Regions from separate parts of the Mus musculus genome. Here regions 2, 3, 4, 5 and 6 are each linked to region 1. Evidence: chromatin loops called from intact Hi-C (ENCODE). Cell type or tissue: heart. All regions are shown on one strand. Region 1 has its middle 2.7 kb from the start of Syvn1. Region 2 holds the start of Pola2 (polymerase (DNA directed), alpha 2). Region 3 holds the start of Snx15 (sorting nexin 15). Region 4 holds the start of Sac3d1 (SAC3 domain containing 1). Region 5 holds the start of Dpf2 (D4, zinc and double PHD fingers family 2). Region 6 holds the start of Cdc42ep2 (CDC42 effector protein (Rho GTPase binding) 2).

Region 1 (5,000 bases):
GTTTGTGTTTTCCTAATTGTTGGGAAAGAACTATGGAAATATTTTTTTGTAGACTGGTTTGTTTTCCTTTGCAGTTCAGTCACATTTAGCTTTTTTGTAGTTTAAAGTTCATTTCAGCAAATAAATATTTAGGATTGTTATAGTTGCATTATTATTGCACGTGCGTGCATGCATGCATGCACGCGCGCACACACACACACACACACACACAGAGGCCCGCATGATGTCCTCAGGGGCCAGAAAAAGGGCACTGGATTTCCTAGAACTAGTTGTCAATGGCTGAGAGCCACCCTGTAGGTGCTGCTACTGTCCAAAGGGTGCTCTAAAGCACTGAGCTGCTCTCAGCTTGTGACGTGACTTTAACACTGGTGCTGTTCTTTACTCAGAATCCTATTTGTTGGTTTTGTTTGAAAACAAACCAAACCAAGCCCATTGTGGTCCCTATTTTGAGCTCAGGGTCTGTGTAGGGTAGTCTGAGGGCCGTAGCCAAGTCCAGCACGTTTGCAGCTCCCGTGATGCAGTCTGACAATTAGCATCTGAGCAGCATGGGCTTTCCAGTGATGCCGCTGTCAGGAGCCTCGCGTGCTCCAGTGAGCACGGCTCCCCCGACACGCTCCTGCAAGTTACCCCAATAAACTCACTGGCTCAAACTGGATTGGGTGGGAATTGTTTCTTTGCTCCATGGCTACCCCACCTGGGGTGAACAGGCATGTCCATGCCTCTCCCTAGGAAAAACAGCATAGCAAATCAAGTTGAGTCTAGGAAAGGAGACGGTTGCACTCGGCCTGGTGTGAGAGGACAATAGTCTGTGTAGGTGCAGCTGTGGAGGAGATGGCAAAGAAAATGAGACTACGGAAGCTGAGGCAGTGGGATCAAAAGAACGTCCTCTCTTGCCAAACCTCACTGTTCCCACTCCTGCCTCCCACCCCACCAGGCTCTATTCCCACAGAGGCACTGGAGAGATCCCACTAGACCTAAGTCAAGCATCACCCTCACACCCTCCGGTGGGCCCTCATGCTTCACAGTACAGGCCCACGATGTAACCCGGGACTGAGCCCTCACCTATCAGCCACTCTTCACTAGTTCCTCTCTAAGCGTCCAAAACCCCGCACCTGCGTCCCTGCTGCTGGAGCTCTGCCCAGCCACTCATCCGCTGCACCTTCTCAGGGTTTGCCGGTCTCTCCCCAGTGTTACCTCCTCACTGAAGCTTACCCTGTGCTCACTGATCACCCTGAAGCCAGCACCTCCAGATGCCTGGTACCCTTTCCATTTTTCTATGTGTGATCTGAGTGCCTATGCCCTTGTGAATACATGGAGACCAGAGATCGTGTCCTACTCTGTAACTCTGCACCCTATTCTCTCGAGACATGGGGCTTTCAAGGAGCCTGAGCAAGGCTGGTGGCCCATGAGCCTTCTCTCTCTGTCTTCCGCGGCAGGAGGAGTATCGGCTTGTGACTGCAACCGATTTGTTCTTTGAGGATTTGAACTTGGGTCCTCATGCTGGGACAGCACACACAGTTACTTCCCGACGCTTCTCTCAACTCTCCAGTAGTCTTTCTTTCCTTTTTCTCTTTCTTTTTTTTGGGGTGGGGTGGGGTAGGGCATGGTTTCTCTGTGTCTCTGTTTCTTCCTGTCTTGGAATTCATTCTGTAGAACAGGTTGGCCTTGAACTCAGAAATCTGCTTGCCTCTACCCCCAATTTTCTGGGATTAAAGGCATATGCCACACCTGACCAGTAGTAGCATTTCTTACCTTCCAGTTTTTAGGTAATTCACTAATATTGCTAACATTAAGTTGCCCCATTGAACATTTGATTGTCCTGCTTCAGCATTTAAGGGGAGCTGGAATAAAATGCTGTACTGTCACACCTGGCATTGGTTGTGAAAGACTCCAAAAGGAGCCCCTTGCTCAGGCCTCAGGACAATAGCGAACACCCAAGAACTCACGACAGACCGAGCTTGTTGCAAACCACCTGAGGCTTTATTCGGGGAAAACCAGAGCTCTGGGGACGACTCATATCCCACGACTCATATCCCACGCAGGGGTAGAGGAGTCGACCTCGAGGGGAAAGGGGTCCCAGTTTTTATAGGCCCTCAGGGGGGAAAGGAGAAGGGGGGGGGGAGTAGGGGATTTCCAGATCTAAACAATGTCTATTCTCAAGAAATGGGTATGGGAGAGGTACAAGGAAAGAGGCTGGTGTAGGTGTAGCAACTCCGGATTGGCCCGGCTGTGGTTGCTGGGTTGATTTTCTGACTCTTTCTCAGCAACCAATATCACAAACACCTGGCAATGGGCTTCATCAGTGGGCACACACATGGGTCAAGGAACGGTCAAAACATTGGCAGACACACAGGTTCAAGGAGTGGCCAGAGCATTGTGCACCTCTATTTTTCTAAATCAGTGAAGCTACTTCTGCTAACACTGACATCTATCTTGCCAATTTCAGGGCTTCTGTGTCCTTTTACATTCTGTCAGGATCTTTCAGTTGTTTTGTTGTTGTTTCTTTTTTTTTTTTTGTTTTGTTTTTCAAGACAGGGTTTCTCTGTGTAGCCTTGGCTGTCCTGGAACTCACTCTGTACACCAGGCTGGCTTCGAACTCAGAAATCCACCTGCTTAGCCGGGTGTGGTGGTGCACGCCTTTAATCCCAGCACTTAGGAAGCAGAGGCAGGCAGATGTCTGAGTTCGAGGCCAGCCTGGTCTACAGAGTGAGTTCTAGGACAGCCAGGGCTATACAGAGAAACCCTGTCTCAGAAAACCAAAACCCAAAAAAAGAAAGAAAGAAAGAAAGAAAGAAAGAAAGAAAGAAAGAAAGGAAGGAAGAGAGAGAGAGAGAAAGAAAGAAAGAAAGAGAGAGAGAAATCCGCCTGCCTCTTGACATTGTTTTTAAAATTACATTTGTATGCGAGTCTGCTCATATATATGGGAAGAGCACCCTCTAGCTGAGAAATGATTAAATAGGTTGTAGAGGCCAGAGAAGTTTGTTATGAGTCAGTTGTCTCCTTCCACCATATGGGTCCTGGTGATTGCTCTTCTCATTAGACTGCCCAACCCCCGATTTTTTTGTTTTGTTTTGTTTTCTTTTTTTGCCACGAGGTGTTTTTATTTTCATCAATCATACAAATAATTTTCTATAATATCCCAGGGCAAACCGGTGAAATTTGGCAGACCGATTAGCGGAGGGGTCCCCTTCAGAGACCCGTGGGCCGGTGGCATCGGCTCGGAGTGCCCAGGTTTCACAGTGCAGCTTGTGGCTCGGGTCCATCTTACAGGTGGCTCTTCCTCCAAATCACGAGGGGGTGGGGTGGGGTGGGATGGGGAAGTCTTCCTAGGCTTTTAGGAGATTTCACTCCTCTTTTCCTGTTCAGTGGTCTCTTTGGTCGGCAGGGTGTTCTCCTGCGTCTCGGTTTTCTTCAGCTTGCCCTTATTGAAGCTGGCGATTTCCCCTATGTCCGGCTTGTCTGCCATTTTCTTACAACTCGTGGATTCTCCTTCCAAGCTTGCGCTCCAGGTGCTCCCACTCTCGTTGCTGCAGCAAGAGACCTTATTTTGTTTTTCGAGACAGGGTTTCTCTGTGTAGCCCTGGCTGTCCTAGAACTCACTCTGTAGACCAGGCTGGCCTCGAACTCAGAAATCCGCCTGCCTCTGCCTCCCGAGTGCTGGGATTAAAGGTAGGCGCCACCACGCCCAGCTTTTTTTTTTTTAGATAGGATCTCACTCTATAGCTGTACGCTGGCCTCAGATTTATGATGCTCTTCCTGCCTCAGTCTCCCAATTTTCTGGGATTGTAGGAGTGGGCCACTATGCTCTGCTCACTACATGATTTCAGAGGTTGAGTAGACCTGAACTGAAGACCAGACAAGGGAGCCCTCCCTCGACATCTTGGGGCCAGGGAAGTTGAAGCCATAGGATCAGAGGAAATGTGGCAAGAAAAAAGGCCAACATGGACACAGAACTTAAATAAAAACAGACAGAGGAAGTAAGACAGATATATACCTGGGGGAGAGGAGGGATTGCCACAAAATGTAGGAGATTTTCAAGAATGGGGGAGGATGAGTGTGTAGGGTTAAAGGTAGCCAGTAGAAGTTCATAGCTAGCCTTATGGAGGAAGGAAAGGGGAGCCATCTCGGGATGTTAACTGTTAAAGACAACAGGTGGTGGTGAAGATGGCTGAGACCAAGAGCACAGGGCTGAGGGGCAGACAGGCACTGACACTGCTACCCTTTAATACAGTTCCTCCTGTTGTGATCCCCAACCATAATTACTTCGTTGCTACTTCATAACTGTAATTTTGCTAGTTATGAATTGTAAGTAAACGTCTGATATGCAGGATATCTCATTTGTGACCCCTGTGTAACGGTTTGATTCCCAAAGGGCTTACGACTCACAGGTTGAGAGCCAGCCACTGCCTTAAAGTCGTCTAGAATCAGTTTTCTTTCTTTTTTGACAGACAAGATGTTTAATTCCGTTGTACTGAAGGAAAGCCATTTTATGTATTTTTCTTAAGTGCTCTATCAGTAATGACAATTCTGAAAGCCCCTGTGTTATATTTTAACAACACAGTCACCTCCGGTTCTGTATTCACTGTCCGTGTTGTGACTCCCACAGTATAAATTCCTCCAGTTGATCTTCATGAATTCTTATATTTGATCCCCCCCCCCCTTAGGCCTCTGAATTCCGAGTGAGTCCGAGTTAAAAATGGGAGGAGCACCCTCTAGCTGATAAACCTGGGTAATGAGGTGTCCGCTTTCAGTTTCCATTCTGTACGCGACTATACTGCTTGTGTGAGCCCTAACAGACAGAATCAGCTCAGAACAAAGGGTCTGGCTATCTCCCAGGGATGAACACGCACGCCGACTGAGCTTTTGGGGTGTTGAAAAGTCAACGCCTTCGCACAGAACTCTCCACCCCAACCTAGAAATAACTGGCGTTCTGTTTTATGTCAGTCCGGACACGCAAGCACTGCTCCTTTTGCGGGCCCCGTAAGCATCCCCCCAGGCGG
Region 2 (5,000 bases), 78 kb before region 1:
ACTACGGTTTTATTTCCTACAGTAAGAATTTCAAGGGGTACACACACTGCTATTCTGACACTGATGCACACATCTTCCAGGAGAGATGTGTGATTTAAATCTTTACCACTGGTCTCTGTGGAGCAATAGGATGAGGCACTGTACTCCAGAGCAAAAGTCAGGGGTCGGCACACAATCAGGCAACTAAGTCTCCTTGCCCATGTCCCTCCATCTATAAAGAGAGGGAGCCAATAAGCACCTTGAAGTTTCTTCCAAAGCTAAAATAAAGGACTAGGATCCACCTAGAGGAATTCCTATTTGCACAGATCACTAAAAACTCTGATGAGCAGGGCATGGTGGTGTACATCGTTAACCCCAGCACTCGGGAAGCAGAGGCAGGCGATCTCCGTGAGTTCAAGGCCAGCACAGTAATCTACATAATGAGTTCTGGGGTTACCCAGAAAGACTCTGTCTTTAAAAACCAAACAAACAAAAAAACCTCTAATGAGAAAAGTCATTGAGCAAGAGATGACTAGGTATGAGATGCAAACGGTTCCAATGTCTCCTATTGGTAATGTCACCTGTTGTTTAGTCGGGACCCAATAGGTACCACACAAGCATATAGAACTTGGAAGCGATCCTCTCGGTTCGGGACTCACGTTTCTCCAACAGGGAGTCCTCGTAGTCCAGGCCGAAGATCTGTAGTTCCTCCGCCAGCTGCTGGGTGGACACGGCCATGGTGACCCGGGAGTGGCCGGGCGCCTGCCGCCGGGCCCCGACCTCAGCTCTACCCTGCAGACGCTTATCCTTTCGCTTTACCGGAAGGTGACAGGGACGTGTCACGAGACCACCTGGCCTAAGCCCTCAAACGACCCCAGCCACCAGGTCACAGAGAAATACTTCAAAAGCCCTCGAGAGGTCTCGATCCAGAGAGAAAACTTGCTTCCGAGGACTACACCTTAGCTTCTCCGTGAGGAGCACAGCACAGGAAAAACCCGCCAAACGCTTTGCCTAGCGCGCGCTTGCGCGAGGTTCTGCTCGGGCCCCGCCCTCCCCGCGCACGCGCCGGTCCTCCCACTGCAGCTGCGCAGAACGCGCCTCTGCGCGTCACTCCGCGCGGAAATTGAGAATCGAGACCCCGTACTGTGGCTGTTTCAGGAGTCGCCTGTTCTGCTAAGCTCTGCGATGCTTGTTTGTCCCTTTTTTTTTACCCTTGGCCAGGAGGCGCTGTTTGTCTGTATCTTGCAGTGACTGACACGTGTGTCCAGCACGGCCCTGGAAGGGCACGTTAGCTCCTTCCTCCCCCACCTCAGCATCTCCATCCTGCTCTGCCTTGGTTCGTCCTGATCTAACGCTTTCGTAGGGAATGTGGTTATTATAGCTGTTATGATTGTCAGTCACGGGGATAGCGGGAGGGCAGGTCACTGAAGGGGGAGTGGTTAGAGAGTAAAACAAGGAGTGCATTCTCTTCTTGATGTATTTACCAAATTTTCGAACCAAAATCTCCATTGATTTGGCTTAGGTCAATTGATCTGTGACACCCTAAGAATGGAATGGAAGACTGGCAGAGCCTTTAAGAAAAAACGGTTTGAAGCTAGGCCTGGTAGCACACACCTGTAATCTCAGCACTTGGAGGCTGAGGCAGGTCTCTGCAAGTTCCAGCCAAGGCTATACAGAGAGACCCTAACAAGCAAGCAAGAAACACCAAACAGGACTGCAGAGATGGTTTAGCAGTTACGCTTACTGATCTCACAAAGGACTTGGGTTTGGTTCCAGCACTAGTGTGGTGGCTCACAGCTGCCTCTAACTCCAGTTTCAGGGGACCTGAGACCTCCTGACCTCCACAGGCTCCTACAATCACATGGTGCACATACATACACTCAGGTACTCACAAACACCCATTTAAAACCATGCCGCTAGCCCCAGCACTAAGGAAGCAGAAGCAGGAAGATTACTGAGTTTAAGGCCAGCCTGGTCTACAGAATGGCACCCAGAACAGCAGGGCCACACTGAGAAACCCTGTCTCAAAACAAAAACAAAGTGTGTCTGTGTGTTTAAAGGCTGATTGAACTTCAACTTTCTCAGTGAACATCGTGGCTCAAAGCTTCAATCTCAATATTTGGGAGGCTGAGGTGAGATATTAACACGAGACTGCAGCCGACTAGGCCCACATTTTAAGTCTGTCCAACAGAAAAACAAAACAAAACAAAACTTTACTGGGTTTTCACACTAGTAGCAGGAAGCACTGGGCTGGGCTGCAGGAATTTAGCCACCAGGTGGCAGCAAGGTCACACAACACTACGATTTAGTCCCTCAGTGCTGCCACACATCATTAACATCTGAGGCTTATGGCCTTTCTGATAAAGAGAGGTAAGATTTAAATACAGCCTCACAAACCTTGAACCAATTATCACCCATTTCTAGAGATTAGGGGTGTAGCACACCTGGCAGAGTGCTTGCCTGGCGTATCTAAACCTTGGGTGTGACCCTCAGAATCTGATGGCCATTGGCACATTTGTAATCCCAGTACTTGGGAATGAAGGACCAGAAGTTACCCTTAGCTACATCAGAAGTTCAAGGCCAGCCTGCTACAGGAGACCCTGCCTCAAATGAATGCATAAATAAAGCAAAGCCATCTTTCTTTCTTTCTTTCTTTCTTTCTTTCTTTCTTTCTTTCTAGATTTCTTTATTATTATGTCTAAGTGCACTGTAGCTTTCTTCAGACACCCAGAAAATGCTGTCAGATCTCATTACAAGATGGTTGTGAGCCACCATGTGGTTGCTGGGATTTGAACTCTGGACCTTTGGAAGAATAGTCAGTGCTCTTAACCACTGAGCCACCTCTCCAGCCCCCAAAGTAATCTTTTGACTATTTTATTATTTTGTGCGTATGAATGTTTTGACTTCAGGTATGTCTGATGCTGAGGAGGCCAGAAGAGGGCATCAGATTTCCTGGAACTGGACTTAGAGATTAAATTGTTAGCCACCATGTGGGTTCTAGAAATTGAACCCAGATCCTTTGCAAAAGCAGTAAGTCTCTTAAATGTCAAACATCTCTGTAGCCCCCGCCCCAAAGTATTGTTGTTGCTGAGATTAAAGTTGAGCAACACCACACACATCCCATCCAGCCAAAGTAGTCTTTCTCTCTTTCTTTCTTTTTTCTTCTTTTGGTTTTTTTCAAGACAGGGTTTCTCTGTGTAGCTCTGGCTGTCCTGGAACTCACTCTGTAGACCAGGCTGGTTTCAAACTCAGAAATCCACCTGCCTCTGGCTCCCAAGAGCTGGAATTAAAGGTGTGCGCCACCACTGCCTGGCAGTAGTGTTTCTTAAGGTAACCCTTAGAGGCCAGGCAGAAACCAAAATAAGACAAAGGAAGAAAAGAATGAAGGGAAGCAGAGAGGGAGGGAGGGAGGGAGGGAGGGAGGAAGGAAAGCCACAGTTTATGGAGCTGCCTACGAGGCACTGTGGCCTGTGGCCAGAGGTAGGGAGTGATGGTAACTCTGAAGGAGTGGGACAGCAACCGAGGTCACCAAGCCTGTGCTCAGTTGGGTGTCTCCCAGTCATCTTTCCTCCCTGGGTGTGCACTCTACTGCTGAGCCACATCCCCAGCCTTTGCGTGCTCAGGCCCTGTTGAAGCCACTGTGACCCTGTCAGCTCCAACCCCTTCTAGTGGGCTCCTCTCACATTCCTCCTTTCAAGCCTGGATGTGTCCCATGGCGCCGAGTGCCCCTCCCAGTACTCTCCTGGAATGTTCCTCACTCCTGAAGCTGACTCTTCCTATCTCATCTCTGTAGCATTTTGCTGTGTCATCCTGCACGGCCTCCGGGGCCTCTTCTTCACCCTCATCCCTGTTGGGATTGCACGCAGCTCACGTTTGGACTGGTATATTCCCATCAGAACACTCCCTGCTCTGACCTGGTGCCTGGCTCCTGGCAGGCTCTCAAAAGATGCAAATCTATGGAGGAAGCTTAGGGTCAGGGGAACTGGCTTAGGATCTCCTAGGCAGTGGAGAGCCTCCCCAGACTGGCACAGGTTCCTACCCACTGTACTCACATTGGGTTTGAGCCCTTTGTGACCTTGGACAGGTCATCGGACCCTTGCACTTCATGAAACTGATGGTGGGGGCTGCTGGCAGACCCCAGAGTGTACACAAAAAACAAAATGAACCAAGGAGAAAAAGATAAAGCCATAAGATCCCTCTGCATATGTAGCAGAGGATGGCCTTATCTGGCATCAATAGGAGGGAGGCCCTTGGTCCTCTATGCCTCTGTGTAGGGGGATGCTAGGGTGGTGAGGCTGAAGTGGGTAGATGGGTGGGAAAGCACCCTCATAGAGGCAAAGGGGAGGGGGTATGGGATTCGGGATTTGCAGAGGAAAAACCAGGAAGGGGGACAACATTTGAAATGTAAATAAAATAACCAATAATAATAATAAAGATCCCCTGTGACACCCTCTCCTGAGTTCTCCGGGAGTATATACTAGGAGAACAATAACAAGAGGACGTGAGACACCTCAACAGTGTCTGCGCTGAGCCAAGCATGGTGCTGTGCATCTGTGAGGAACACGGGACTTGAAATCACTGATACCTGAGCTTGCCATCAGGTAGCACTGATAAGAGCGAGGCCTCTGAAGCGATACCCTGGCAGGCTCAGCTAGGCGCCTTGTCTAGGACAGGCCTAGATAAACTGATGAACTAACTCCAAGGTAGTGTTGGTGTGCTAGTGAACCAGCCCCGAGCTGTGAGCCCTGATAACACAAAGCTACTCCCCCAATGAAATGATACAAAGATGTGAGCGTTGGGAACGGTCTCTATGATCCCACTGCCACGATGACAAAACATGGCCTTTCTAGCTTCTGTGTTGATATCTTTGGCAAGAGCCCTGGAGACTGTGTGTGGCCTGGATTGCAATGACTTAGAACTTCTAGCGCTGTCATTGGGTCCACTGTCAGCGCTGGCCTACACTCTCAAAGACCTCCTAGACCTTCATGGGTGCCATCCTTCCAGACTGCTGTAGCCAAAGG
Region 3 (5,000 bases), 83 kb after region 1:
GGCAACACTGCGCCACCCCTCACAGTGTCTTTCAGAATAATGGGCATGCTGGGATAAATGGGCCTGGATTTAAGGCTTGGAGCAAGTTTTCTTTTGGATTTCTGCATGCAGGGTTTCATGTAGCCTAAGATGGCCTCAAATTGACTGTGTAGCAGAGGCTGGCCTTGCACTCCAAATCCTTCGACCTCTGCCTCCCAAGTGCTGGGATTACAGCATGCACTACTAAATTAAGCTATTTTATTATTTGTTTTTGATACTAAGGATTGAACTCAGGACTTCTTGAGTTACATCCTCAGCTCCTTGAGAAAATTTTCCTTTGTATAACTGTATCTTTATCTTATAAACGTGAGTATACTGAATGTCTAGATAGCCCTATACTCAACTTTTATTTATTTATTTATTTATTTTGGTTTTTTTGAAACAGGGTTTCTCTGTATAGCCCTGGCTGTCCTGGAATTCACTTTGTAGACAAACTTTTATTATTAATTATTATTATTATTTTAAACCTTTTAACTTGTTGTTGTTGTTTTCGAGACAGGGTTTCTCTGTGTATCCCTGGCTGTCCTGAAACTCACTCTGTAGACCAGGCTGGCCTCGAACTCAGAAATCCACCTGCCTCTGCCTCTCAAGTGCTGGGATTAAAGGCGTGCACCACCACTGCCCGGCTACCTTTTAACTTTTTTACTTGTATTTTTTTTAAAATTAGCAGTGCTATCTGCATGTATACCTACATGCCAGCAGATGTTTTGTGAGCTGCACCACCATGTGTTAGTTGGGAACTGAATTCAGAGCCTCTGGAAGAGCAGCAGTGTTCTTAGCTGCTGAGTCATCTCTCCATCATCTCCCAACTTTATTATTTTTTTTTAATTGGCGGGTTTTTTTTCCTTTTTTTTTTTTTTTTTTTAAGCAGTGACAAGGCTCCCCTCTGTAGCCCTGGCAGGCCTAGAACTGCCTAGAACCTGCTTTGACGGTTAGGTTGGCTTCAAAGTCACAGAGATGTGGCTGCTTCTGCTTCTTAAGTGGGGTAAAGACACTCACCCCTAGGCTTGGCACTCAACTTCTATCCCAGTTCCTCCCTAGGGCCACGTCCTGGTATTCAGAAAGGAAAACAAAACAAAACAAAACAAAACTATGCTTCTCAGGAAATGAGAGTCTAGGGGCTGGAGAGATGGTTCCTGGAGAGATGGCTTGGCAGTTAAGAGCACTGGCTGTGTCAAACACCGATGCACAGAAAATAAAGTAAAAATAAATAAATCATTTAAAAAAAATGAGAGTCTGTCCCAGGATCCAGTTCTTCTTAAGAGAGGAGCTACGGGCTGGTGAAAGGTCCGGAGTTCAAATCCCAGCAACCACATGGTGGCTCACAACCATCCGTAGCAAGATCTGATGCCCTCTTCTGGAGTGTCTGAAGACAGCTACAGTGTACTTACATATAATAAATAAATAAATCTTTAAAAAAAAAAAGAGAGGAGCTACAATGTCTCATACCCATGAAGACAGAGTTAGCAGTGGGGTTGGGCACTCTGGAAGAACAGAATTGGCCCGAGACAGAAGTAACACTTAGTTTTTGCTATTATGCTTATGGGAGTTTTACAGTAAGGTTGTACAGTTTAGAATCAACAGTTTTCAAAACATCCTTTCCATTTTTTTTTTCTAGATCTCAGCAAACCAGACATGATTAAGATGCCCATTTAAAATCTAAGGATGGGGACAGGAGGGGTGGCTCGGTAGTTAAGAGCATGACCTGATCTTCCAAGCACTACATTCAGTGCCCAGAACAGTACCCACATTATGTGGCTCATAATCGTTTGTAATTCTGGCTCCAGGGGATCAGATCTGATGCACCTTCCTCTGACCTCAACAGGCATCCACACGCAGTTGTGCTACACATTCACACAGACACGTACATCAGCCAGAAACAAGGAGAGATGATTCAGCAGGTAAAAGCACTCGCTGCTGTAGCCAAGGACCTGGGTTTGGTTCCCAGCACTGAGATGGCAGATAGAAATAATTTCTAAGTCCAATTCCAGGAGATTCAAGACCTCTTTTGACCTTTGATCTCACCAGGCTTGTATTTGGTACATAAACATACATACAGGCAAAATATTCATACATATAAAATTAAATAAATCTGGAGCTGGATCGATGGCTCAGGTTAAGAGCACTGGCTGCTTTCTAGAGGACAGAAGTTCTATTCCCAGCACCAACGTGAGGGCACACAAGCGCTTGTAATTCCAATCAATAGGGATCTACCACCCTCTTCTGGCCTCCTTTGGTATTGCATGGAGAGTGCACAGATGTTTTTGTTTTTTAAAAAAACAACTACGTTTTAAATCTTTAAGTAAATAAGCCAGGAGGGGTAGTACACATTTTTAATCCCTAGGGATGCTGCACTGGGGAGGCAGAGGCAAATGGATCTCTGTTTGAGCCTGGTCTACAACACAAGTCCCAGGACAACCAGGGCTACAGGGAAAAAACATGCCTCGAAATAAATAAAGAAAAAAATTAAGTAAATAAATCTATAAAATAAAAAAAGGATCATCTTGTAGGGTGCTGTGGCAAGAGAGAGACATGGAGAGAGAGAGAGAGAGAATGAGAGAGAGAGAGAATGAGAATGAGAGAGAGAGAGAGAGTTCTCTAAAATGTGGGAGGCCATGAGTTCAACCCTAGCACTGGAAAAAAAAAACAACTCTATGCATGTGTAAGGCATGTGACTAGATCTAAAAGGCTAACAGGAAGACATAAGGGTTCTGAATGCCTTGTCATCCTTTCTACCCTCCGGCATCTTCCTAGAGACAATTATTATATTTGTATTTTTTGGCATGAAAAAGTAAACCCCCGGAACACTCTTGACGTATCTAAGACTCTGACTTAGATTGCTTTGGGAGCGACTTGTATGTGTTTGCTTCCTTTTAACAGTCGACAAGCCACTAATCAAACAGTTGCCAAGTTGAAAAAAATTTAAGTACAAGAAAATATATAGTCAGTCTTTCCGCAGCAACCCGGTTTCTCCCATTGGAGACCTCCATAGTTACCTTGGGTAAAATTCTAAAAGCATTCTTTCATGCTGATGTTTCTACGAGCTCATTCTAAGTTTTATTGTTACAAACACCAATTTCAGCTTATTGACTTCCTTATCTGTTAAGACCAGTCTTTTTTTTTTTTTGCGTGAGTTTTTAAAACCACACAAATTATATATATATAATATATAAATAGTATAATAAAATTATATGTGTATATGTGTATATACACACACACATACATTTAAACTTTTAAAGAGCTTTTTTTATAGTTGGTCCTGGTGGTGCACGCCTTTAATCATAGCACTTGGGAGGCAGATGCAGGAGGGTCTCGGTGACTTCCGGGCCAGTCTAGTTTACATCGTGAGTTCGCAAAAGCCAGGGCTGTCTCAAAAAAAGAAAAGATAGATAAATAAAAAGGTGGTGGTGGGGCTTTTACGGATCAAGCAGGGAAAATTACCAAAAGTTACTCTAAGCGATTAGAGAAGGAATATTTAGGTTAATCCGGAGTTTTCTTGCTTTGAGAAATTCGTAGACCGCATCTAGACATCACCAACAACAGAGAGGGGGTACCGGGCCAAGCGCAGAGCCAAGCTCCACAGACTTTAAAAAATGACCCTTAGCCCCGCCCCAGGAGGTGAGGCGCCTTAAATCTTCTGTCTCAGGCGCCTCTTAAAGGGGAAATCTATTTGTGTAGGCCAAACCGCGACCTCCTTGAAGCTCTTTGCCTTTAAGGTACAGCACGGATCCGGAGCTGCTTAAAAGGGTAATGCTCCCCCGCTGGGTCCCACCTCACCTGAGCGGTTACTTTGTACTCTGTGTAACCCTTGGGGTGGGTCCTAGGGTCCGAGACTGTGTAGTGTCGCAGGAAGTCATCCTTCGCTTGGCGCGACATGACAGCGGAGCCGGTCGCCGGCTCCTCCTCCTGCACGTCGCCCCCGCTCCCCGCGTGTTGAGCCTACTGCCACTGCCAGGATCCGGCCTGCGCCCTTCTTCAGGCCCAGGGACCTAGTCGCAAGTGACACAACCGTTCTTGGCTTGGGGGCGTGGCTAAGGGAGTGTCTGACAAGTTCTAGGTCATTGGTAAAGCGGAGTTCTAGGTAGAGACTAAGGATTGGTTGTTTGGGAGAGGATTTACCAGCTGGCATCCTGGCATGTGATTGAACCCACTTCCCCCTAACGTAAACCCTCCTTACAGACCTCCGAAACGTTTCTTTATTTATCTTCTTTACACTCATCCAGCCTCTTATTTATGAATTATTTTAAGCTAAGATCTCTGCTGTGTTGACCAACTTCTGGGCTTAAAATATTCTCCTACCTAAGCCTCCTGAGTATCTGGAACTTCAGGTGCTTGGCATAGGGTCTAACCCATGCAACTTTTATTGTGTTCAAAATGTGCCTAGCAGAGCCAAGTTCCCTGCCTCCCTGTGCGGATTGGGGGGTGGGGGGAACGACACACACTGACATTTTCTGATGCTGAAAAAACTGGATAGTGACAGAGGCTCTGAAATCACAACACTTACACGTATTTGAATTCCCCTTAACTGCTTCAAATTTGGGGAGGTTGGACGTTGAGATGATCTCATGTAGCCCAGTTTGGCCTCAGACTCTCTATGTAGTTGAGGCTGGCCTTGGATTTCTGACCCTCCAATTTCCATCTCCCAAATGCTGAAATCCTTGGTAAGCATTACATTTCCCTCTTGTAACTGCATGCATCTAGTTTTTCATCTATGGAAAGTGGTACCTGACACAGTATCTTCTGTAACAGATCAGATCAAGAGGCATGCTGGCACAACACAGGGATAGCGAAAACCCAACACCAATTGATCAAGGCCAAATTGGTGTGGAAGATTATCACTAAACATAGATTGCAGCACATCCCACCACTACCAGAAATCCCATCTTCAAATAGGAAAGAGTGGATAAAAGAACCATTAAGGGTTGGAGAGATGGCTCAGCGGTTGTGAGCACTGACTGCTC
Region 4 (5,000 bases), 75 kb after region 1:
ACCCTCAAATAAATGAAGTCTAAAAGTTCCTGTTATTGTTTGGAGATCATAATGAGTTCCTTTTATTGTTTGGGAATTATGAAAAAGAAGCCAGGTGCTCTGACCCAGGCCTTGTGGGAGACGAGACCCTCTCAAGCTGCAGAGCCAGGTCTGTGAATGTCACCTTCCTCAGCCATGACCACATCTTCCAGGGTGTGTCCCTGCAACTTATTCCCCACTAATATGTGGTAGGCACCAGGGGGTGGGAGTCCTTCCTCAGAGTATTGACCCCTCAGGAATACAACTCTGTCTTTATCCAAGGTCAGTCCATGGGCCTGGCACAGGTCCCGTGCTTCCTGGAGTCCATCCAGGGCCAGAAAGTGTTCTATGAAGTCCAAAGGCAAGGTCTGTCCCTTAGGAGTGCTCAGGGCACGGGACAGGCGGGCTAGAGCTTTGCGGCGGGCATACCCAATGTGTTCCTGCACTGCGCAGCTCTGTAGGTAGGGTAAGGTGCGAAGCAGGCGAAACAGTCGGGCATGGTTGTCTTCCCGGAAGGCAGCGTCAACAGCCAACGCCGCCTGAAGGGGTGGGCAGGCACGCAGGGCAGCAGGCAGCTGTAGAACCTCCTGCAGGGCTTCCACAGAACCTACAAAGGCAAGCAGCAGAAAGACACAAGGATGCTTGATGCTTTCTGGGTCAGGCATACCTCCCATCCCACCCCCTCCAGGCCCAAGCTATTTATATACACCTCTAGTTCCAGGCAAACTCGTTTCCAGAGCTTGGCTCTGCCCACCTGCCAGCTCCAGTCATGTTCCCTCAGAGAGGCTACCCCACTTCCTCTCTCCTCTTCTAAGAAAGACCCAGCCATCTGATCCTTCTCTGGTCTTTTTGAGGTGCCACAAGACCAGACCTCCTTCAATCTAAATCCTTACAAGGCAGTGTTGTACATTTACATAGGGACACAGGCCAACATAACATAAAGGCTTGCCTGGAGCACAGGCTATTATGCTAGACCCAAACTTAAGGCTTCTGACTCAGGGTTCCCACTGCAGCCTGAGGGCACTGGCTTCCCTACACTTTCCCCTCTATCTGCAAGGGTCACTGTTGGAGGATGACTTGGCCCTAGTTTCCTTTCCAGGAAATCTTGGTACTGGAATCTTGGGCCACTTTTCTTAAATTAGTGAATTTAAGAGTCACTGTGTGTAGCCGGGTAGTGGTGGTGCACGCCTTTTATACCAGCACTTGGGAGGTAGAGGCAGGCCGATTTCTGGGTTCTGGGTTCGAGGCAAGCCTAGTCTACAAAGTGAGTTCCAGGACTGCCAGGGCTACACAGAGAAACCCTGTCTGGAAAAAAGAAAAAAAAGAAAAAACAAAGAGTCACTGTGTGCATGTATGATACAAATATATTGTCTCCACATATAAAATCATCAAAGAATCTGCCTGCCTCTGCCTCCAAAGTGTTCCCATACAAGGCGCCTGTTACCACGCCCACTGGACTTTCCTATAATTAAATCACCCATAGAAGGGAATCTTTTAGCACCTCCTGTTAGATATGTTTATGGGCCAGCCCACGGAGCAGTTCTTATAAGTTTGGAAAGCGCTTTCTAGGTCAACTCTCTCAGTACTATCCTACCTCCTTCCACCTCTACTATGTAGAAAACAGCCAATTTGAGAATGTCAGACCTGAGGTCCCACGTCGGGACTTTTACCAACTGACTTTCCCAAGAAGAAGCTATTGCTGGGGGATGGAAGTTACAGTACTCCCAAGCTATAGTTCGCCGTTGCTGCTACAATTGCGTCTTCCCCACCCCAGGCTCCTCGGGTCCCCGCACTTAGTTCTCTGGGATCGACTCACCCAAGTTGTAGAGCAGAAAGAGGCCCTGAAAAGCAGCCTGGCGGGGGTAGGGGCCTTTGCCCCGCGCGTAGCAGCGCCGCAGCGAACCGAAGCCTTCCTGCACCTGAGTCTGAAGCAGCACCGGGTCCGCGGCTCCGCGCGTCTCTTCTGGCCGCACCCGCGCCACCACGGCCAGCAGCGTGGCCAGCGCAGCCTCCAGCACTGTCGCTGCGTCCGCGTCGTCCACGCCCTGCAGCGACAGATCTAGCCGCACTGCGCGCAGGCGGTCGGCCACAAAGCTCGCCACCTCCGCGCACGACACGTCGCCGCGGCCAGCCACCTCACCGGCCAGATAACGCACGGTGGCTAAGAGCACTGGCGGCGGCCGCAGCAGGCTTGGCGGGGGCCGGGGTTTGCCCGCTGCCGGCCGGCTGTACTCCTTCACTGTGCGCTTGGGGTCGGCTCGGGGAGCGTTCCCACGGCCGCCTGGCTCCACCTCCAGTCGGTGCAGGCGGCGCTCGCGCTCGCGTCGGGCGCGCTCGGCGGCCGGGCACATGTCTGGGCACAGGCCCATGGGTAGTTTGCAGCCGGACATGGTAGGGGTGTGGGTAGAGGACGCACACTCAGCATCGCCGGGCCAGCGGAAGCGCGGCACTGCATCCTGCCGTGGGCTCGAGGGACAGACTCGAGCCCCAGTCTGGCCAAACGCAGCCTGCCGCGGCTTTCTCGATTTGCCGCTCCCGCGGCCTTTAGAAACGCCTCCCATAATCCATCGCGCCTGGCTTCGGTTTTCCCCCTTAAATCGTCCCATGATGCATCGGTTTGTAGTCCCGCGACGCAGGCCACACCTCCCCAGGGCTGGGATTTGTTGGTTTAGCTTTTTGTTCTTAGGGCTCTCGAAGTAGCAAGTCCTGCTTTACGTACGTGTCTATTATTTCTTTAACACACTCAGCTAGTGCTGCGTGCCTGTCATTCTTCATTGTTTCCCTATGCGTTTTGTTTTAACTGTGTACCTTTGCATGGTCTGGAAGTCACTATATAGACCAGGCTGACTCAGTAGAGATCCGCCTGTCTCTTTGCCTTCCAATTCCCGGATTAAAGGCGCGGCCACTCATTCATAGTTATTATTAGCATTCTGTCTAAGCTTCACTTCACAGTTAGCTGACAACAACCAGGTAGGCTCCACCCAACAGCTACCTGGCAACAGTCAGGTAGGCCTGACCCATTATAAAAGGGGCTGCTTGCCCCCTCCTCTCTCTTGCCTTCTTGCTCCTGCTCTAGTCCCTTGCCCCTCCCCCTCCCTGTGCTCATGGCCAGCTTCTAATTCTCTACTCCTCTACTTCTCTCTCCCCCCCTCCTCTCTCTGCCTTTCTCTGCCTCTAGTACCCTCTTAACTCCCCTTCCCATGTCCTGAATAAATTCTACTATTACCATCGCTTGGCTGGTCCCTCAGGGGGATAGGATGCCTTGGCAAGGGCCAGCTGAAGCACCTCAATGGAACATATTCCTCCTCTCTTTATCTTCTTATAAACATAATGGGTATGATGTGCCAGACACCGCTTATTCAACTCTGTTGGTACAATGTAAACTCAACCACAGACAATAATAAGCAAATGGACCTGGTTGTGTTCAGGCATGTGTTTTACTCACACGTATTTAAATTTTATGAGATTTTCACTAGTCAAAGAATCTTTTTTCTTCCAACCATAAAAAAAAAGAAAGAAAGAGAAGAAGAGAAAAGGAAAGGAAAGGAAAGAAAGAGAAAGGAAGGAAGGCTCTCAAGGGCCTTACAAAAAAGGCAGTGGGCCAGGTCTGGCTACAGACTCTGGTCTAGATGGGTGAACTGACAGGTTAGGGGCCCAGATGCCACTCACATAGAACAGATAGGCAGGATCAGAAGTTCAAGTCTAATTCCAAGGAGGCAGGCAGGTCAGAGCTGAGAAGTCTTTGCTTTTCTTATACTTGATCCAGTTAATACAGATATGGCCCCTGGTAGTCATACGAGCAGGAAGCACGGCCAGGTCCCAAAGAGAGCAGTGGGGGTGGCTGGCAGTGCTGGAGCTGACATCCCAGGAAGGGTCCACCCCTTAGGGCAAGTGTGTGTGAAGCATCTCTGCCCGCTTCAGGTACTCGGCTGCCTTCTTCTTCACACCTTCCCGGCGGGCAGGGGATGGGTCACCTGGAGGAAGCAGATGGCCCACCTACATTCAGAACCCAGGTCATAATGTGTCCTTTCCCTCCCTGGGTCCTCCTGTCTTTGCCTCATTTTATGAGGCTATTAAAAAAAATAAGGGAAAATTCTGCCCAGTGTCTCCAGTTGACCTGTGAGAAACAGATGTTCACGGTCCCTCTTTCTTTCTTTAGAATGTATTGTATGTGTGTGAGTGAGCACGGGAGGGTCAGCGGGCAACCTTGGGTGTAGGTCTTCCCCTATCACCGTGTCTGTCGTCTGTCGGAGATAAGATCTCTCTGTTCTCTGCAGCCTATGCCAGGTTCAGCTGCCCTCGAGTTTTTGGGGATTCTCCTGTCCCTGCTTCCCATCTTGTCATGGGTACGTTTGCTGGAACCGTCTCTGCTGGTGCACACTGTTATGTGTGGCTCTGGGCATTTAGTTCAGGTCTTCTGCTTGCACGGCACTCACTTTACCGACTGCACCACCTCCCCTGGTCCTTTGCTTTCTACTTTCCCTCCTCCCTACTGCCCTACCCACCTGAGACACCCTGCAGAAGAATGTGCACCCCATCTTGGTAGCCTTGGAGAGCAGCAGCGTAGGCGCCAGCCTTTTCATTCCGCAGGGCTTGAGTGATGAGCTCTGTGGCCTGGCCAAGGTAAGCTGGGGCAGGCTCTCCATCCTCAGCTTCTTCCTCCTCCTGTCCTCCTGGCTCCCAGGGTTCCTGGTCCAGCCTTTTGGACTCTACCTCAATGGCTGCCAGCTCACCTGTGTGGGTAGGGCTGGGGCCTGTACTTTCTGTAATAAAACAGGGAGGAGTGAGGGCAGACTGGCCCTCTCTTTCTCAGGGCCTGTTGCCCACCCCAGGACACCAAACTGTCCCACTGAATTCACTTGAGTAGAAGGAAGCAGCTGGGATCTGTTTCCTTGGTTTGGCTCAGGAGGTTTTGTAACGGCTTAGTGGATTATTACTGCTGCATGGGAGAGTGCATGCGTGAGTGCATGCGTGAGTGCAGG
Region 5 (5,000 bases), 130 kb before region 1:
TGACCTACCAGGATTCTGATGAAGAGAATAGGGATAAGAATGCATGAAAAGCAGGAAGGAGTAAGGTCTCAGTGTCTAATGCTATTACTAAAGCTGTATCAACAAGCCCTAATGTAGACTCTGATGGGGACTTTCACTGAGCAGTCACAAGAGACCACTGCACAGCTTAGTTTGTTCCCAGCAAACACAGCACACACAGCAACACTACAAGTACAGCCTGAGTGGGTTCAGTGAGCAGGAATAACTATAATTAAGGGATAAATGTGCTGGAGAGCACAGCACAGAAGAGAGCAGGCTCACACTGGCTCGCCTTTAGGAGGCAGCCACGTCCTTACCACACAGGAAAATTGGATAAACAAGGCTGACTGCAGCAGCTCCTTTGTTTCTGCTGATGGGAATTGATACTGACACTGGAAGTCAAACGGAAGAAAGGACCAGCCCTGTGGGGCTGAAGACTGCAAAGTCAGAGTGCGGAGCCTGAGGGAGGCCTGGAGGGATGACTGGAACGTCCAGTCGGGGCCCCTGCAGGCCAGGTAAGATTCTAGAAGGCCAAGCAGGTGCTCTAGTAGGAAAGATGGCCGGATAAGACTGCATGAGTGTGTGCATGTGTGCGTGTGAAGAGAGCAAAAGAGGAGAGTGCACACAAATTCAAGACTCTGTAGCAAAAAATTCCAAGCTTCTGTTATTCTATGGATAGCCTTATATAACTCTAGAAAGTTTTAAAAACTAGCTGGCAGCCATGGTTATTTTAACACTAGTATTTACTCTAATAAGACCACTATAAAGACTATTTCAACCATGACGTTGTAATTGAGAAAAACAGAAAATTAAGACAGAAAGTCTTCTCACACGGCAAAAAATGAAAAAGATGAGCTAGTGGTCTTTCCCTCAGTGAGTGATGGCAGCTGACAGAAGACAGAAGCATACTATTTTTTTTAAAAAGGCATCAGAAAGGCATCTTTCCAGAGTGAGAATGGTGTGAGAATCAAAGCCTTCCCTGTAAAGGGAAAGTTCCCCGGGGAACATGTTAGGAGCTTCCAGTCTTCTGCACTACAGCTGAGGAGAAGCAAGTTAGTGCCCCACTGATACTCAGGAACCAGTGAGTTAAAGAGGCATGAAGAGCAATGCTCTATTTAAATGGGCACCCAACACTTAAAATACTACACCAATGGGTTGGCAACTCCATTTTCTGCCAGACCATCTTTCAACATGAAGAACTCCATTGACATCTAATTCTGAAAACCTAGGCAAGCATATTCTTTTAGACAGTAAGATTTTCAGGGTAAAAGCTGTGACTCCTCCTTTCACAGGAAACCTGGGGGGTGGGGAGGGGGCACAGGACAACTCCCCTTCCAGGGGAATAAGGGGGGTCCAACAAAGAGAAAGGCAGGGTAATAAAGACTTAACTTCTGAGTCCAGAAGGAGAACTATAAAATTGGTAAATTAACAGCCTCATTTCTAAATTGAGGGAAATGTCAGCCTGAAGAGAGCCGGGGATCCGGAGTGGGCAGATCACAGAGATAATAGCGTTGGGAGGAGGGGTGGTTGAAATAGGCAGCAGGATGAAGCCAAAAGCGAGATTAAAAAAAAAAAAAAAGCCACAAGAGAAGGCACTTAGCTTAATGGAAGTGGAAAAGCATTTTCAAAGAAAGGGGCTGCAAGCAGCAGGGAAGAAGCAACTTAACCTTAAAAAAAATTTTTTAAAAGCCTCTTGGGACGATTGGGGCTCAGCCCACGACAAAGACAGATAAAGCTGCGAAAAGTCCTCCAGAATGGTTCCAAAACCTTTACTTTGTCATCCAGAATCCAAAAGCTTTGATTGGACAGCTGAAACACTTCAATTTCTCTATCCTTACATCACGTCTAACATGGCCATTAAGGGAAGAGAAGGCCATTCTTAAATCCAATGGGCACCCCGTTCCAAAACTCTGATTCTTCTTCAAGAAGGAAGGAAGAGCCTCATCCAAACATCTCCAACTGAGGGGAAGCGACTAGCAGGCCAGTCCCCGTTCCCGGTGTCGCCCAACAACCGTTTATTTCAGCTCCACTGGAAATCTGACCCGCACAATGGCATCTGGGGGACAGAGAACGCCCACCTCAGGGCTCCTGCGGACTGGAAGGCCATCTGGCTCCGGTCTAGTTCCCCACTCCCCGAAGTTCTGCTCTTGGACCAGTTCTTCCCAAGAACATTTTTAGTTTCGTGGACCCCGGATTTCCCGGTTAACGTCACCAGGCTGCTTAAGTCTTAGGACTCCGCAGGGACGGCGGAGCCTATGGCCCCAGGGACGGCGGTGGGCGGGGAGGGGACCCCGATCTCCTAGTGCCGCCGGCCTCGGCTTGGCGGGACTGACGCGTCTCCAGAGAGGGGCCAGGGACCGTGAGCCTCTCCTTCGCAGCCCGCAGCTCCGCTCGGGGCTCGGCCCGCGAGGAGGACACCCGTCGGGGGCTCCGGTGTGCCCCCCTCCAGTCCTCCACAAGTTTCCAAAAGAAGCCCAGCGCCGTCTCCCGAGTCTCCTGTTGCCCTCCCTCCCAGCAGTCGCACAGCAAGGACTTCCCGGGCATGTCCTTCTCTCTACCTTGTCTCTTCCCGCACCTCCCTCTCTACTCCCAGGTCCTTTACAAGATTTCTGGTACATGAGAGATTAAAAAAGAAAAAAGAGACAAACAAACAAAAAAGACCACTCACAGCTTCACTACATTCTCCACCACAGCCGCCATCTTCCCTGTTCCTCTCCCTCAGGCCGGGAGGCCCCGAAACCTACAACGCGCAGGCGCTAAGCCTTCTCAGGACACAGGGTCCTCGACCCTCTGCGCAGGCGCAGCTAGGGGGTGCGCGCACGCACAGGCCCACGAGAGCGAGCGCTCGAGAACGACCTGTCCTGAAGGAGCCTAGGATCCCAGTGCGCAGGCGCGATTGGAAAACTTACATGCCCTCTGCAGCTCATTCTAGAGATCCGTCTCCCCTCCATTTAGTGACGCCTCAGCTAGGAGATCTGGCTCGGTTGGAAAGTGAGAAAGGTAAGTGAAAAGGCCACGCGGATAGGCTAGAAGTTGCAAACAGTGTCCTGCCTGGCTGGCCGTTAGCCACGAGGTTGACACACAGGGAGAGATTGGTGGGTAGGTAGTGAAAGGTCAGAGTCCCAGTCCTTTAGGTACCTCTGTTCCCAGTCAGCCCATTTTAGAGAATGGAAAGTGAGTGCCCAAAATGGGCTGTTCTTGGGCCTGACTCTCATTCGGACAATTCCTGCCAGTAAACCCGGTCCTTGAACTTCACTGGCACCCACCTCTTCTCTCTTGCTTGCCTCTCTCTCCCTCTTCCTCTCCCTCTCTCTCCCTCTCCCCTCTCCCTCTCTCTCCATTCCTTTGCTCTGTATGTCTGTCTTTGTGTGCGTGCATGTGCCATAGCATATGTGTAAGAGTGAGAGAGCAGCTTGGGGATGTGAGTTCTTTCATTCTACTTTGTACCTGGGGGATGGTGGTCAGGTTGTCAGGCGTGGTGCCCAGAGTCCGTATCTGCTGTGTCATCCCACAAGCCCTTGATTGCTATTACCAAGCCATTCTCCACATTGAAAGTTTTCACTGGTGTGACTAGCCCTCTTAGTTCTATACTATTTATTTCTCCTTCAGTATCGAGTTATGCAAATCCATGAACAAACATGTTTCCCCTTAAAGAAGAAACCAGCCGGGCGGTAGGGGCACACACCTTTAATCCCAGCACTTGGGAGGCAGAGACAGGAGGATTTCTGAGTTTAAGGCCAGCCTGGTCTACAAAGTGAGTTCCAGGACAGCCAGGGCTACACAGAGAAGCACTGTCTCAAAAAAACAAAAGCAAAAACAAAAACAAAACAAGAAGAAGAAGAAACCAACAGGACTCCCTTAAGCCCATTGGCACTGCATCTCAGCCCATTTCTTTTCACTCTTTCTAAGCAGATTTTCATTCGTATTCTGTACTGCCCTGTTTTCCTAGGCTCTCTTCTGCTTACTGAGTGCTTTTGTTCCCACCAGGCCTTTTGAAATAACTCCTAACAAAGTCACCAAACCTCGGTTTCAATGGATTTAGAAGCGATCTACTCTCTGTCCATGTTGGACCTGATATATATGTGTATATGTATATGTATGCATAGATTGTCTTTTTTTCTTTAGGAGGTAGGAGGATTGCCACAAGTTCAAGGCCCATGCAGGCTACACAAGCTCCAAGCCACTGGGGCTACATAGAAAACCTGAGGGACAATAGCAACAAACAGCAAAAGTTCCCAGAGCCTCCACTCAAGTGGAAACTTCTGGTTTCCTTAACAACTTAGTCACATCATGTGATGTTTTTCTGGAAGCTGTCTTGTGAGAGGACATGTAATATTTTGCCGAAAACAGATACCTGAGAGAGTGTGTGATGTTTAGAAAGAATATAACTGGAACCCCACGAACAATGAGAGGGAGTTCTTGCATGGCTATACCATCAATGCTTCGCTGGTCTTCACTTCATAGGGAGAAACTCACTCGCCAAACAACGTCTCGTGGTATCCTGGCTGACTCTGGCCGCTTCAGCAGAGCCTGGCTGTTCCTGCTGGATTGTGCTACTGCTACAGATTCATGTTTGGTGTTTGCTATTGAACTGGGCTGCTTATATCCTGACACGGAAGAGTGGAATCGCCCAAAGCAAGTACTTCTAATCAGGTCCACAACTCCCTTTGCCTTTAACCTTGCTTTTTCCCTACCTCTGGTTGGTGGGCTAAAAGGGAGGGTTAAGAACCCCAAATAAAGTCAGTTTTGAAAAACCTAAGCTCACACTACACAGCGGCTCTGTATAAATCCAACTCCAAGATCCAACATTCTCTTTTGACCACTATAGACACCCTGGCTCAATGGGACGCTATCTTAGTTAGACACCATGACTAAGGCAACTCTTATAATTACAATATTTAATTGGGACTGGCTTACAGTTTCAGAGGTTCAGTCTATCACCATAGCAGGAAGCTTGGCAGCATCCAGGTAGACATCCAGCA
Region 6 (5,000 bases), 120 kb before region 1:
ATTTTAACCAGCTCCGAGATGGTGCCATGGATTAAAAGCTGCACCTGCCATCCACCTCCATATATGCCAGCCTGGATAAGAACCTTTGTTTTGTTTTGTTTTGACAGGGTTTCTCTGTGTAACCCTGGCTCTCCTCTGTATGTCGGATTCAGGGTGTGTGACACTAACAGTCTCTGTATGTCAGATTCAGGGTGTGTGACACTAACCGCCTCTGTATGTCGGATTCAGGGTGTGTGACACTAACAGTCTCTGTATGTCGGATTCAGGGCATGCGCTGCTACAGTGTGCACTTGTTCAGTGTTTTATATAAATGCAGTTTTCTTTTTTGAGATGCTGTCTAAAAACACAAATCAAGATAAATCCAAATCCAAAACCAAAAACCAGATCTACACCCCAGTCACCAGTTTCTTAATAAGCAAGTATTGTTTATGTAGTCACGAAAAGAAAAGCTATTTTTAAGGTGGAAAAAAAATACACTGTGAATGGGTGTCATACTGCTTTAACAAGAAGGAAGTGGAGCAGGTACACCCTCCTGTTCCTTGGTAGGGGGTTGGTGTAGGGAGGGCTTGACTGGCCCCTTTAGCTCCTTTAAGTGCACGCAGAATCCTGTACAAAAGGCAAAGAAACTGGTCCAAGCTCACGTAGCAGCTAGGGGCGGGGCCAGGAGTGAAGCCAGAGGAGCCCCTCCTCCTCCTCCACACCCGAGCAGAAGAGGTATCCACCATTTCCTCTGCCCAGGCTAGGGATGGCCAGGAAGAGCAGGGAGGAGGCGGCAGGGTGCAGGGCAGGCCAGAGTCCTAACTGTCCCCATCCCAGCACAGGACCTCGCTCAGGAAACCCCGCCCCAAGGCCAGACATCCCAGGTCAGTCATGCTGAGCCATGGAAGCTGGACAGCTCTAACCCCAGAGCACCTGCAGCCAACGGGAAAGGTGTGTTCTACCGAAGTCTAGGGAAGCTGTCTGATGAAGACACACTCAAAGTCTTAGAATCGTGTAACCACCACACCAAATGCAAGGCCTGCTGACAATATCTAATCTGCTCTCTCAGCTGCTGTGGAGCACTGGGTGACTTCCTTTCCACTGGGGGAGAGTTGTGATGACGGGAGATTTGCTGAGAGCCTGGGCCAGGTCCTTCCCTACCCTCACTCCATCACACTAGATCACCAAGACAGCTTGGATGTTTCCACAGCAAACTGGGCGTCCCTGACAGCTGTCTCATTCTGAGCCAGATGTTCCCACCCAAATCCAGATGTGAGGAGCACAGAGGCTAACGGGAAGGGTGGGGCCCATATCAACCACCCAGGAGAAAACTGGGAACAACAACCAGCAACTCTAAATAGAAGATCCGGCCACCACAGGACGAGGGGCTCCAGCCTGCCATGGAATTCCTTACATGTTTATAAGGCACGTTGTGGCGGGTGCCACTAGTGTCTCAGTTAGCTGATGGAGTGGAACTGGAACCTCAGACATATTAAGGAACTTTACAAAGGTCATCGGACTAGCAAGAGAAGGCACTGGTACCGAGGCTGGTCCACGTGTCTCCGAGGCAAGGGGCCATACCCACGGTGATAGGGGTGGGGAGCATGAGAGAAGCTATCACGTCTTCAGGCTTCCCCTATATAGTCTTATCTCTTGGCTCCCACTTCCCCAGCTTGCAAGTGTGCAGCTCTATAAAGAGCTCTGACTAGGACCAGGCTGCCAGGAGGAGCTTCCTCCGCTAATGGGAGGCACAGATGAAAGCCATCCCAGTTCTATGGCTTGCCCTGGTCAGCAATCTTGGGCCTCCCTCAGAGAAAATGACTTTCTAGAGGCAGATCACCTCTGGTCATGGAGAATAGTTAGCCCCTGTTCACTCTGGATGTTCATGAAAATTCCCCTCCCTACACAGACACTTCAAAATTAATGGACTCCCCGCTGCACACCACTTTTTTTTTAAATACAGGGTCTCACTGTGTAGACCAGGCTGGCCTCAAATTCACAGAGATCTGCCTTCTTCCCCTTCCCAAGTGCTGGGATTAAAAGCGTACGGGCTGGCCAGGCAGGTGATAAGTGCTTTTGGGAGGCAGAGGCAGGCAGATCTCTGGGAGATTGAGTCCATCTTGGTTTGCATAGTGAGTTCAGGACAGTGAGACCCTGTCAAACATTCAAATCTCAACCCCTCCCTCCCCCCCCCCAAAAAAAACAAGAAAGTGTGCCACCAGGCCCAGCTCTAGGTCTGCCCCTTTTCTAAAGGCTCACTGAGAAGGTTTATGGTGGTCCTGGAACTCACTCCGTAGACCAGGCCAACTGAACTTAGAGATCTGTTTACTTCTAAAAACTAAAAAAACAAAAAACAAAAAAACTGCCTCTAAAAATAAAAAAAGAAAAAACTAGAAAGTTTTATTTATTGTTACTGTTGAGTGTATTTTAATGTGAGTGTGTGTGTGTGTGAGTGCGTTCGCGAGTGTGTACGTAGTGTGCGGAATGTGTGTGGAAGTCAGAATACTTTGTGGAGTCCATCTCTGAGTGTTTCGGGAAAGGAGCTCACCTCCAAGCTTGCTCAGCAAAAGACTTCCGCTGAGCCGTCTTGCCAGCAGCCCAAGGGGAAGGGTTTGAAATCTAGTTCCACCTGGGCCTCTGTGACCTTGAGCAATGAACCTTTTCTCTCTGGGACTGAACTCACCTTCCCTGTCTTTAAAATAAGCTGACCCACTGCTATACTTGAAACAAGAGGCCTCTGCACAATAGACGGATCCACAGTAACCGTCAAAGGACATTCAGCACATATCTTCAGGGCTTTTCTCAAGCACTTCGGCTCTTCCAGGTAGAGGTTGCATCAAGAACAAAAACCAAACCCTTCTAGGTCCCCTCCTGCCAGCCCTGGCAGGGCTGGCTCAGAATCTGGTGCTTCTGCAGCGATCTCTCTGTAGTACAATGTCGCTAGGTGGCGCGCGCGTCCCTGCTATAACCCGGGGTTCTAGGGTCCCACCGAGCATACCCGCTCCAGGGAGACGCCCACCGAGGAACTGCGTGCTCCAGTGCCCGAGGTGGATCGCCCATAGGCCCTTTTTCTCTGGGTTGCACAATCGGACCACCGTGAGGGTAGAATTGCAATTATCGGGGACCTTGTCTGGGACTCCGATATCTGGGAGGGGCCTTGCCTTGCCTGAGCTTCTTGGCCTGGGCGAAGTCTCAATGTCTGCTTGGCTCACAGCCAGACTTCGGACGTGCAGGCCCCCGCCCTCCCCGGAGTCCGGCTGCTCAGCCCTGGCTTGTGTTCCTGTGCCGACCCCTCCAGATCCCCAGTCAAGCGCTACCCAGCGCGGCCCAGATCCATTTCAGTAACACTAAAGCTAAAGATAGGAGGACACCTCACCATCCGCTAAAAATACGGCCTCCAGCCCAGGCAGGGACACGGGCCGAAGAGAGGATGTTCCCTAGTCCCAGGTCTCTGGCCAGCATAGAAGTACAACCCGGAGCTGCAAGACTGACAGCACAGCGCCTTGAGCGCTGCGGGAGGTCATGGGTAGGGGGCGGGGATCCAGACCCCAGATAATGGACCTGATCTGAGCCAAAACAGAACACCGCCTGGCTAGCACTCTCCAGGGAGCTGCGGGAGGCCTGTAAAACCCCAGTCCCAACTCACCTTGAGGAGCGCGGGCAAAGCTGCAGAGCTGTGCGGCTAGGATAGAGGACCAGGGAGGGCCTGGGAACTTACAGTGCAGACCTTGGGCCTAAGCCACGCCCCCAGAGCCAGAAGCCAATCCCGGACCGCTCCTCTCGAACCCCCACCCACACATCCCCGCCCACCGCGGCACCGCCCAGGTTCTTCTTTCTGTAAAGGCTAAGAGCTGGATTCCAAGATTCTAGAGGCTTAGCCTCCGGGCGGCTGAGGGCTATCACCGAAGGGTAACAAGGGTGGATACACACGAGGACGCCAGCTGTTCGTGTTGGAATAAAAACTTTAGGCTAGAAGCACTGGGCCAACAAAGGCCGGAAGAAAGAATTCTTGAGAAATCTCTGACCATCCTTGGATGGGTTTCCTTGACGGAAGGACGAGGACCCGGGAGGCGCCCGCACTGACTCTTCAAGAATGAATTGGGCTTTGCAGGCGTTTTACAAACCTAGGGGAGTTTTGAAGAGTTTACCCTAGGCTAGGAGAGTGATGAAGGATGCGAGAAAGATTCAGGGTCGGAAAGCACAGAGAAAAACAGAGACAGACACAGCCTGAACTTGCACGAGTTTGCTGACCTGCTAAGTGGTTTCTGAGGTGGATGGTTTAGAACAGGATCAGAAACAGTTATTGAAGGACAGGTCCTAAAGCTGATGAGACAAACCGAGGGAAACTTCTCATTGCGCCGTTTTGTGAGTAAATTCTCTGAGTGTCTGTTCGTGGTTAGGGAAGCTGAGGAGTCAGGATTCAAGAAATTCGAGGTTCCAGGCACAGGCTGATCCCCTTCCGGGTGGATGAGTGCTAAGAGGAGTGAGGCAAAGAAGAGGACAGTGATAGGAGGAGGAAATCGGGATGCTTGCCTTCCAGATAGCAGATGTGGAAAGCGGTGTGTGGATAGGAGGGAGGGATGCTGGGGCTGGGGAGTATGTCAGGCAAGCCAAAAGGGAGGGGAGAATGGGAAGGACTGGGTCATGCTTCCCTAAAGATGACCATATTCTGGGCCAGGAGGACAGCTCGGAGGAGCTCGGTGAGATTCCCTGTATGTCAGTCCTTCTGTTTAATCCCAAGTCACACACATACACACACTCACACACACATACATACACACACACACACACACACACACACACACATTCACATAATCTTACACTCACACGCATGCACCACTAGATCAAGAGCTCCACGTTTTAACGTCTGGGACCATTTTGTTATGTGGGAAAAGGGAATTACCAGAAATTATAATTGATTGAACTCCTGGGTTCAAGCAGCTCGCCTTCCTTGCCCTCCCAAAGAGCTGGGTCTGTAGATGTGAGCCGCATGCCTGCTCAGCCGACTTTAACAGAGAGAT

What was found. Hi-C counts contacts between places; a loop is a spot of excess contacts. Peaks named below come from ENCODE experiments on the same cell type or tissue, not always from the same donor. Only the 100,000 strongest peaks of a DNase experiment are listed, where the experiment ranks them.
Region 2: it touches region 1 in a loop (5-fold over the local background); 12 of 42 quality-filtered maps call a loop at or near these places.
Region 3: it touches region 1 in a loop (2.5-fold over the local background); 12 of 42 quality-filtered maps call a loop at or near these places.
Region 4: it touches region 1 in a loop (2.5-fold over the local background); 11 of 42 quality-filtered maps call a loop at or near these places.
Region 5: a loop joins it to region 1, with 2.4 times the contacts of the local background. A loop is called at or near these places in 6 of 42 quality-filtered maps.
Region 6: a loop joins it to region 1, with 2.8 times the contacts of the local background. A loop is called at or near these places in 6 of 42 quality-filtered maps.

The regions. Positions count from the first base shown.
Region 1 is chr19:6,041,357-6,046,356 of GRCm38, forward strand. It overlaps the pseudogene Gm8034. Among named protein-coding and RNA genes, the nearest start is that of Syvn1, 2.7 kb to the right of the region's middle. In heart, CTCF peaks have their summits at 2,925 and 4,728; no DNase peak of the experiment used is centred here; H3K4me3 peaks cover 1,125 bases; H3K27ac peaks cover 1,150 bases.
Region 2 is chr19:5,963,188-5,968,187 of GRCm38, forward strand. It overlaps Pola2 (polymerase (DNA directed), alpha 2), which reads right to left and starts at 1,019. Exons shown (of 18, transcript NM_008893.3): 1 at 639-1,019. The coding sequence starts at 717. In heart, a CTCF peak has its summit at 2,246 (motif pointing right); DNase peaks (open chromatin) are centred at 1,044 and 2,264; H3K4me3 peaks cover 2,052 bases; H3K27ac peaks cover 2,734 bases.
Region 3 is chr19:6,124,233-6,129,232 of GRCm38, forward strand. It overlaps Snx15 (sorting nexin 15), which reads right to left and starts at 4,028. Exons shown (of 8, transcript NM_026912.2): 1 at 3,817-4,028. The coding sequence starts at 3,915. In heart, a CTCF peak has its summit at 2,272 (motif pointing left); DNase peaks (open chromatin) are centred at 3,829 and 4,019; H3K4me3 peaks cover 1,238 bases; H3K27ac peaks cover 1,297 bases.
Region 4 is chr19:6,115,963-6,120,962 of GRCm38, forward strand. Naaladl1 (N-acetylated alpha-linked acidic dipeptidase-like 1) reads left to right here. Exons shown (of 18, transcript NM_001009546.2): 18 at 1-27. Sac3d1 (SAC3 domain containing 1) reads right to left here and starts at 2,624. Exons shown (of 2, transcript NM_133678.3): 1 at 1,835-2,624; 2 at 42-625. The coding sequence starts at 2,624. The coding sequence ends at 132. Snx15 (sorting nexin 15) reads right to left here. Exons shown (of 8, transcript NM_026912.2): 7 at 4,524-4,781; 8 at 3,437-3,992. The coding sequence ends at 3,901. In heart, a CTCF peak has its summit at 2,137; DNase peaks (open chromatin) are centred at 2,599 and 2,939; H3K4me3 peaks cover 3,408 bases; H3K27ac peaks cover 2,708 bases.
Region 5 is chr19:5,910,055-5,915,054 of GRCm38, forward strand. Dpf2 (D4, zinc and double PHD fingers family 2) reads right to left here and starts at 2,817. Exons shown (of 11, transcript NM_011262.5): 1 at 2,687-2,817. The coding sequence starts at 2,718. Gm42067 (predicted gene, 42067) reads left to right here and starts at 2,900. Exons shown (of 2, transcript NR_168272.1): 1 at 2,900-3,018; 2 at 4,483-4,777. In heart, CTCF peaks have their summits at 330 and 2,823; a DNase peak (open chromatin) is centred at 2,837; H3K4me3 peaks cover 3,497 bases; H3K27ac peaks cover 2,000 bases.
Region 6 is chr19:5,921,139-5,926,138 of GRCm38, forward strand. It overlaps Cdc42ep2 (CDC42 effector protein (Rho GTPase binding) 2), which reads right to left and starts at 3,678. Exons shown (of 2, transcript NM_026772.2): 1 at 3,626-3,678. In heart, a CTCF peak has its summit at 2,934; DNase peaks (open chromatin) are centred at 823, 1,223, 2,983, 3,753 and 1 weaker place; H3K4me3 peaks cover 3,707 bases; H3K27ac peaks cover 2,691 bases.